Regions from separate parts of the Mus musculus genome. Here region 2 is linked to region 1. A link is a loop called in an ENCODE intact Hi-C map of the cell type or tissue named here. Cell type or tissue: gastrocnemius. All regions are shown on one strand.

The links. A loop is a pair of places that touch in the nucleus more often than their neighbours do. Peaks named below come from ENCODE experiments on the same cell type or tissue, not always from the same donor. Only the 100,000 strongest peaks of a DNase experiment are listed, where the experiment ranks them.
Region 2: it touches region 1 in a loop (10-fold over the local background); 11 of 42 quality-filtered maps call a loop at or near these places.

Annotation. Positions count from the first base shown.
Region 1 is chr6:59,835,403-59,840,402 of GRCm38, reverse strand. No RefSeq gene overlaps it. Among named protein-coding and RNA genes, the nearest start is that of Gm22622, 130 kb to the right of the region's middle. In gastrocnemius, no CTCF peak of the experiment used is centred here; no DNase peak of the experiment used is centred here.
Region 2 is chr6:60,122,385-60,127,384 of GRCm38, reverse strand. All of the region lies in intron 7 of Gm5570 (predicted gene 5570), which reads right to left. Among named protein-coding and RNA genes, the nearest start is that of Gm5570, 47 kb to the right of the region's middle. In gastrocnemius, no CTCF peak of the experiment used is centred here; a DNase peak (open chromatin) is centred at 2,631.

The sequences.
Region 1 (5,000 bases):
TGTGTGTCTCTCAGAGATTGAAACAAGAACATGTAAAAGTGAAGTTGCCTTGGATAATCTAAAATGCTAGAGATGTCAGAATCGTAGGATATCTGCTGAGGAAATCTACTAACAGGGAAGAGAAACAACCCAAGAGAAATAATTGTGTTGCAGTCAACAATGATGAGGAGTTAGAATTACGAAGAGCACTTTTACATCAAACATATAGATGCAGAATTTGGAAATTGCCTAGGTGGTTATCGATCCTGTTTTTTCCAGTATTTCCTCACTACTATCTTTTGGAATGATAGTGTACATCCTGAGACATTTAAGATATGTGTTCTGCTTTTTTTTTTTCATTTTTACTTTATAGGCAATTATATAGTTAAGTGCTTGAATGAATCTCACAAAAGTGTTTGAATTTTGGACTTTTAATATTGTTGAAACTTCCATAGACTATGTTTAGCTATGACTTCCATAGAGTCATGTGACTGAACAAGACTATGGGTGCCAGGGTGTTTAATGAGGTGATTTGAGTATGCTTGGTCCATTAGGAGTGGTACTGTTAGTAGGTGTTGCCATGTTGTGTGAAGTGTGTAACTGTGGGGGTATGCTTTGAGACTCTGCAGAGTGCAGAAGAGTCAGTTTGCTCCTAGCTTCCTTGGAATGAAGATGTAGAAGTCTCAGCTTTTCCAGTGCCATATCTGCCTAGATGTAGACATGCCACTGCCATGATGATAATGGACTGAACCACTGAACCTATAATCCAGCCCCAACTGACTATAGTCCTTTATAAGAATTGCCTTGGTCATGGTGTCTCTTTACAGCTATAAATCTCAAAGTAAAATAATATCAATTCCAATCTAGCTCAACTATTAAGAGTGTGCTTTTCTGAACTTCAAATTATTTCCTAAGATTTTCTATACTATAACTACAGAAAACACACACAACAACAACAATAACAACAACAAAAACAACAACAACTACTACTACTACTACTACTACTACTAGTACTACTACTACTACTACTACTTCTACTACTACTACTACTACTACTTAACCTAGCTTTACTAACAAGTTTCATTTCCAGATTAAAAAGGTTGTGGTCATTGCTAACAAACTATATTTGTGAATTCTTTTCAAAGGTGTGATTTAATCATTAACTGTTCCAGAAGTGATACTTAACAAAGATCATTCACTATTTTTTTTCAAGACAGGGTTTCTCTGTATAGCCCTGGATGTCCTGGAACTCACTCTGTAGACCAGGATGGCCTCAAACTCAGAAATCTGTATGTCTCTGCCTCCCAAGTGCTGGGATTAATGGTGTGCACCAACACTGCCAGGCAATCATTCACTATTATTGTGAGTGCTAAAAATACTGCTGAGTGAGAGAATAGAAGTAATCTATAAGTTACATACAACACTTAGATTAAGAAGGATGTGAGGATTGAGATTACCACAAGCAGAGCTATGCTACAGAAAACCATGAAGTTCTCATGGCTCAGCTAATCTTATCCTTGTTGACTCCTGGGAGTCTCATGCTTTCCTGGCATCTGGGACTTTTTGTGGCTATCCCCAGTTCCCCATGCCCCATTGTTAAAAAATTCTGTTCATATTCCTGACCATATATATTTTATCCTAGTGTACTCTCATACCATAACCTGCACCTCTATTCCTCTCCTCATCCTCTATTCCTCCCAAGTCCCTCCCAACCCCTACATCCCATTTGTATTTTATTCTCCCTTCTAAGAAAGACTGAAGCATCCACACTTTCACATGATCTGTGAATTGTATACTAGTTATTCTGGGCTTTTGGGCTAATATTCACTTATCAGTGAGTGCACACCATGTGTGCTCTTTTATGACTAGCTTACTTTACTCAGAATGGTATTTTCTAGTTCCATCCTTTTGCCCAATAATTTCATGAAATCGTTTTTTTAATAGTTGAATAGTATACTATTGTGAAAGTATACCACATTTTCTGTATCCATTCCTTTGTTGAAGGACATCTGGGTTATTTCCAGTTTCTGGCTATTTTAAGCAAGGCTTCTATGAACAATATGAAACATGTTTCCTTTTTAAATATGTTAGAGCACCGTTTGGGTATATTGCCAGGAGTGGTATAGCTGGGTCTTCAGAAAAATCTATTTCTAATTCTCTTAGAAACTGCCTATTGTCAGTGTACTTTGCCTTACAGAAGCCTTGCAGTTTTATGATATACCATTGGACTATTTTTGTTCTTAGAGTATAAGACATTGTTGTACTATTCAGGAAATTTTCCGATGTGTCCACATGTTTGAGGAACTTCCCCACTTTCTTGTCCACTAGTTCCCATCTATCTGGTTATATGTGGAGGTTCTTCATCCACTTGGACTTGAGTTTTGTACAAGTTGAAAAGAATGGTTCAATTTGCATTCTTCTAAATGCCAACAGCAAGATGAACCAGCCCCATTTGTTGAACATACTGTCTTTTTTTCCACTGGATGTTTTTTGCATCTTTGTCAAATATCAAATGATCATAGGTGTGTGGGTTTAGTTGTGTCTTCAATTATAGTCCATTTAACTATCTGTCTGTGTCTGTGCCAATTCAATGTGGTTTTTATCACTATTGTTCTGTAGTAAAATTGAGGTCAAAGATGGTGATTTCCCCAGAAGTTCTTTTATTGTTGAGAATATTTTTCACTATCCTGGGTTATTTGATATTATGGATGTATTTGAGAATTGGTATTTCTATCACTTTGAAGAACTGAGTTGAAATTTTGATGGGGATTGCATTGAATCAGTGGGTTGCTTACGGTAAGGTAGCCATTTTTCCTATGGTAATCCTGCCTATCCATGATCTTGGGATATCTTTCCATCTTCTGAGGTCATCTTTAACTTCTTTCTTCAGAGATCTGAAGTTCTTGTCATACAGATCTTTCACTTGTTTGATTAGTGTCACATTAAGAAATGTCCTATTATTTCTGAATATTGTATAGGGTGTTGGTTCCCTAATTTCTTTCTCAGTTTATCCTTTTAGTAGAGGAATGCTACTGGATTTTTAGAGTTAATTTTATATCCAGTCACTTTGCTGAAGTTGTATATCAGCTACAGACACTCTCTAGTAGAATTTTTGTTGTAACTCATATACAGTATCATATCCTCTGAAAAGACTGATAAGGTGAATTCCTCTTCCCAATATATAATCTTTTGATCCCCTTTTATTCTGAAATTGTTCTGGCTAGAACATTGAACTATATTGAATAGGTAGGGAGAGAGTGGGCATCCTTTTCTTGTCCCTGGTTTTAATAGGATTGCTTTGAATTTCTCTCCATTTAGTTTGATGTTGGCTATTGGTTTGCTATATATTGATTTTATTATATTTTAGTGCAGATCTGGAATTCCTGATCTTTTTAATACTTTTGATATGAAGGGCTGTTGTGTTTTGTCAAAAGCTTTCTCAGCATCTTGTGAAATAATTATGTGTTATTTTACTTGAGTATAATTATATAGTGAATTACAATGATGGATTTGCGTGTATTGAATCAACCCTGTATTCCTGGGATGAAGCCTACTTGATCATGGTGAATAGTCCTTTTTATCTTTTTTTTTTTGGATCTGGTTTTCAAGAATTATATAGAGTATTTTCGCACCAATATTAATAAGTGAAATTGGTCTGAAGTTCTCTTCTTTGTTGGGTCTTGTTGTGGTTTATTTATAAGCAAAACTTGGGATTCATAGAAAGAATTAGGTAGTCTTCCTTCTCTTTCTATTTTGGGGAATAGTTTGAGAAATATTGTTCCTAGGTTTGCTCTGAAGGACTAATAGAATTCTGCACTAAAACCATGTGGCAGTGCATTTTTATATTTATTTATTTATTGATTGATTGATTATTTATTTATTTGGGGTTGGGATGACTTCTAATGACTGCTTCTATTTCCTTAGTGTTTATGGGACTGTTTATGTGGCTTATCCGATATTGATTTAAGTTTGTGTACCTGGTATCTGTCAAGAATATCAAGAAAGAAAGAAAGAAAGAAAGAAAGAAAGAAAGAAAGAAAGAAAGAAAGAAAGAAAGAAAGAAAGAAAGATCATCCATTTCACCTAGATTTTTCCAGTTTTGTTGAATATAGACTTTTGTAGTAGTATCTGATGATTTTTTTTTGAATTTCCTCATTTTCTGTTATGTTTCCTTTTTCATTCTTGATTTTTCTTATTTGGATACGTATGGTCTCTGTGCTTTCCAGTTAGATTTGCTGAGTGTTTATCTAGCTAGTTGATTTTCTCAAAGAACCAAAACCTAGTTTTATTGGTCCTTTGTATAGTTCTATTTGTTTCAACTTGGCTGATTTCAGCCCAGAGTTTGATTATTTCTTGCTGTCTACTCATCTTGGGTGTATTTCATTCTCTTTGGTCTAAAGCTTTCAAATGTGTTGTTAAGCTGCTAGTGTATGATCTCTACAATTCTTTTTTTTTTTTTTATGGAGGTACTCAGTGCTATGAGTTTTCTCTTAGGATTGCATTCATTAGGCATCCCATAAGTTTGATAAGGACATAAATAATTACAGGGATGGAAATGGAGAGGAACTTGAGGAAAAGAAGGTCCAGTGACAGGCCCAGAGTGGATCCAGCTCAAGGAGAGTTTTCAAGACCTGACACTATTACTGAGACTATACAGAGCTTACAAAAAGGGATCTATCATGACTGCCCTCCAAAAGACCCAGCAAGCAGCTGAAAGAGTCAGATGCAGATATTTGCACCCAACCAATGGACAGAAACAACTGTCCATGTTGTTGAATTAGGGAAGGCTGAAAGAAGCTGAGGAGAAAGGCCATCCTGCAGGAGGACCAGAAGTCTCAATTAATCTAAGACCCCGGAGATCTCTCAAACACTGGACCGCCAAACAGACAGCATACACCAGCAGAAGAAAGGTCATTGATTAGGAAACTTGAGAAATGTTGATTATATTTGCTTACAAAAGATTCCTGGGTGTTCATCTTCTTGAAGACTCCAGTATAGATGCCAATCTTATAAAAACACTG
Region 2 (5,000 bases), 290 kb before region 1:
TGGACAATTACATATAGAATGCTGGGAAAGGAACTGAGATTTCCAAATGCTAGTAATCGTGAAACAAGAAGAGACACTGGACATAGTTTTAGCATTTGAAGCCTCAAAGCTCACTCCAGTGATACTTTATCTAAGAAGGTCACATGTACTGTCTCAAATCTAACCTTCAAATCTTTCTCAAGCAACAACCCTCCCAAGTACCCAAGCATTCAAATGTAAAAAACGTGTGTGTGTGTGTGTGTGTGTGTGTGTGTGTGTGTGTGTGCTCATTAAAACATGCATGCTGTTTACATGGATGCATACAATAGTATTTTGGGAGAGGAAGAGAGAGTTCTACTGTGCCTTTTGCTCCCAGCACTTTCTGCATGCTCTAGCCCATTTTAATTTCTGAAAAAGAGACACAAAGACCAGGCATTCTTATAAGCACACTGCAAGCATAAACTAGGCAAGTTTTGACCTTTTCAAACATGAGTACACAAAAAATACAAAGAAAAAATTCTGTGTTCCCTGCCACCTTGTGCAATTTCACTCTGGCCCATGTGTGTCCTCATGCCAACCTCATAGTGAAAATCTCCTGTTCTCTTCATATTTTTTTCTTCACTCCTTCTTCCCCTTGGGTTTCTTCTCTACTTCTCCTTCTATGTAGAAGCACTGTCTCATATCAGCAGTTCTGCCCTATTCTCTTCTGCCCAACTAAATGGCTGAGCATATGTTTATTAATGAATCAAAGGTGACAGAAAATAATTTTTACATAACATAGAGAACAGACATGGTTGACTACAACAAGACTTCTGGGATTAGAAATGAACATTTGAATACAAAGTACAAAATATCATCTCCAACATTTCACATTTTAAATCAAACAAAAGGTTCTTTCTCAATTATTAATAAACAATACACAATGTAACAATTATGAAAACTTATCAAGTAAAACTTACATTCTCTCAGTAGGGTATGATGATGTTTTGGATTTCCTCAGGATCTGTTGTTATGTCTGCTTTCATTTCTGAATTTGTTAATTAGGATACTGCCCTATTTATAATAGCCAGAAGCTGGAAAGAACCCAGATGTCCTTCAACAGAGAAATGGATGCAGAAAATGTGGTACATTTATACAATGGAATACTACTCAGCTATTAAAAATGATGACTTTATGAAATTCTTTGGCAAATGGCTGTATCTGGAGGATATCTTCTGACTGAGGTAACCCAATCACAAAAGAAGTCACTTGATATCCACTCACTGATAAGTGGAAATTAGCCCAGCAACCTAGAATACCCAAGATACAACTTCTAAAACACAAGAAAATCAGGAAGGAAGACCAATTCGTGGATACTTCATTCCTCCCTAGAATATGGAATAAAATATCCATGGAAGGAGTTACAGAGACAAAGTTTAGAGCTAAGACAAAAGGATGAACCATACAGAAACTTCCCCACCTGGGGGTCCTTCCCATAATCAATCACCAAACATAGATACTATTGCATACACCAGCAAGATTTTGCTGAAAGGACCCTGATATAGCTTTTTCCTGTGAAGCTTTGCCAGTGTCTGGCAAATACAGAAGTGGATGCTCACAGTCATCTATAGGATGGAACACAGGGCCCCCAATGTAGGAGCTAGAGAAAGTACCCAAGAGGTGAAGGGGTCTGCAACCCTATATGTGGAACAACAATATGAACTAATCAGTATCCCCAGAACTTGTGTCTGTAGCTGCATATGTAGCAGAAGATGGACTAATTGGCCATCATTGGGTAGAGAGGACACTTGGTCTAACAAACTTTATATGTCCCAGTACAGGGGAAAGCCAAGGCCAAGATGTGGGAGTGAGTGGGTAGGGGACCGGGGGTGAGGAGGGTATAGGGGACTTTTGGGATAGCAATTAAAATGTAAATGAAGAAAATATCCAATAAAAAAAAGAAAAAATGGGGTACAGATCTAAACAAAATTCTCAACAGAGGAAAGTTGAAGGTCTTGTAAAACCTTACAGAAATGTTCCAATTCTTAGTTGCCAGGTAAATCTAAACCATCAGAAAATTTAAAATCATTCTACATGAGGACACAGCTATATCACTTCTGAGCAAAAAACTAAAAGATGCCTGAACAAACCAGCAGGACAAATGCTATACTATGTTCATAGTAGCCTTATTTGTAGTATTCAGAAGCTGGAAACAACCCAGATATCCATCAGTCATAACATAGGTCCAGAAAATGTACTATTCAGCTATTAAAAACTAGGATATCATGAATTTTGCAGACAAATGAACTGAGTGAGCAAAGATGATCCTGAGTGATGTAACACAGACCCAGAAAGACATGTATAGCATATACTCACTGTTAAGTGAGATATTCGCCAAAAGTACAGAATACCTATAAGAAAACTCACAGAACTTATGAAGATTAAAAGAAAGGAAGGCCCAAGTGTGGGTACTGCAAATAGAAGGGAAACAAAATAATCATGAAAGCAGAGGTAGGGAGGTATGTGAACTATAAAGGGGGCTTGGGGAAGGAGGGGAAAGAAGACCCAAGTCCAGCCAGAATTCCACTATGCTCTCGACAGGCATACATGGGAGGGCTGCCACACGCTTTCCACTCAGCCCTAGGTACACATCTAAGCCTCTGACCCACTCTTTGGGGGGTGCACAAGGGGCAGCCCAACGTGGGGCCTTGGGGCCACTCCCAGAATCCCTATTGTCATGGGACAGAGGGAAGAGAGGTTCCCACAGTTGCAAGAGTGAGCATAGTAGATCTTGATGAGCAGAAACTGTCTATGGTTTAGAGCTTTATTATAGAGAGACAGTGGGAAAGAGAGAATATAGAAGAGAGAGAGAGAGAGAGAGAGAGAGAGAGAGAGAGAGAGAGAGAGAGAGGAAAGGCTAGTGAGAAAGAGAGTGTAAGAGGGAGAGAGTGAGAGGAGAGGAGAGAAGAGAGGAGAAGACAAAGAAAGAGGAGAGGAGAGTGAGAGAAGTGAGAGGTAAGAGATCAAAGGAATTAGAGAAGTGAGAAAGTTAAGAGTGAGGAATAAGAGAGCAGAGAGGGGCCTAACTGCCCCTTTAAAAGTATGCTGCTATATATATTTTTTCTTGCTAAGTAAATGGGAAGGAGTTTAGCCTGAAGGTCAGAAGCTTGGGACATTGCCTAAGTGACTTCTAGCCATGCTTCTCTCTCTTTTTTTTTTAAATTAGGTATTTATTTCATTTACATTTCCAATGCTATCCCAAAAGTCCCCCACACCCTCCCCCCCCACTCCTCCACCCACTCACTCCCACTTGTTTGCCCTGGATTTCCCCTGTACTGGGGCATATAAAGTTTGCACGACATTCATAAGCTGATTGTTTAAAATATGATATAAAGTTCTAATTTTTGTTTACTGTATGTAAATTGTTAATATTAGAAAAAACAGACATTTTTTAAACAAAGTGGAAATTTCTCAATATGTCACAATATGCCTGCTTAGGTGATGTTTGCTAATACAGACATGCATGGGTTTTGCTAAGGCAAGACCCATGGAGAAGCACACTATGTTTGGAAATAGTATAAATAGGACTCAACAGACAGTGATTGTGAGTTTGCATAGAAAGCTTTGCAAATATCCATTGGTCTTGCATCTTAAACTTCACTGATCTTCACTTCATTGAGAGAGGCACAGCAATAAACATTTCCTGGTTTCCTAGCTCATGCTGGCTTCTGCCACTGACTTGTGCAGATTCAGTGGAGGAATAGTGGTTTCTCATAGATCTAGCCAAAGCTGGTGATTCATGTTAGGTGCCGTAACACTACTGAGATGAGCTATTGTTATTCTAATGAACTGAAACTGGAATTGCCCCAAAGAACTAATTGTGAATAGGTGTCCATCAGCTTGTACTATACTTTCTTCCATCATTTGTATGGTAGGCTACAGGAGAGGTTGAAGAATTTGAGAATCCGTATAAAAAGTAAACTTTAAAATATCTAAGCCTAGATCTCTGACTCCAGGACCCAGGTGAGATCTACATTTTCTAGCTAGGGTCTCTCTGAGGCTGGTCCCTGCAGGAGAGTTATGGGACTCAGAAGCAACAGAGCTTCCTGGGCAGGTCCCTTTGGGCCTTCATCCTCATCCAGGAGTCAGAGCTGATCCTCAGACCACTGTGCACCTTCCCTGCCAGAGAAGAGATTGCCTACAGTGCTCTGACTCCAAGGAGTCAGGAGAGAGCTGCTCTCCCAGGAATGCAGACAGAGGCTAACAGACTCACAGGAGGAACAAGCTCCAGCCAAAGACAGCTAGAATATCTAACACCAGAAATTACCAGATAAATGTAAGAATCTTACTATCATAAACCAAGTCTGCTCTGCATCATCAGAACCCAGTACTCCTACCACAGTGAGTCTAGGATACCCCAACACACAGGAAAAGCAATATTCAGATTTATACCATAATTCATGATTCTGGAGATGATTTTTAAAAAGAACATTAAGAACACACTTAAAGAAATACAGAAGAATACAGTTTAACAGGTAGAAGTCCTTAAAGAGGAAACACAAAAACCCCTTAAAGAATGATAGGGAAATACAGAAAAACAAGTGAAGGAATTGAACGAGGCAATCCATGATCTAAAAATGGAAGTAGAAACAATAAAGAAAAACCAAAGGGAGACTACTCTGGAGATAGAAATTCTAGGAAAGAAATCAGGAGTCATAGATGAAAGCATCACCAACAAAATACAAGAGATGAAAGATAGAATCTCGGGTGCAGAGGAATCCATAGAAAACATGGATATAACAATCAAAGAAAATGCAAAAAGATCTTAACTAAAAACATCTAGGAAATCCAGGACACAATGAGAAGACCAAACCTACGGATAATAGGAGTAGATGAGAATGAAGATTATCAACTTAAAGGGCCAGTAAATATCTTCCAGCATAATTATAGAAGAAAAATTTTCTAACCTAAAGAAAGAGATGCCCATGAACATACAAGAAGCCTACAAAACTCCAAATAGACTGGACCAGAAAAGAAATTCC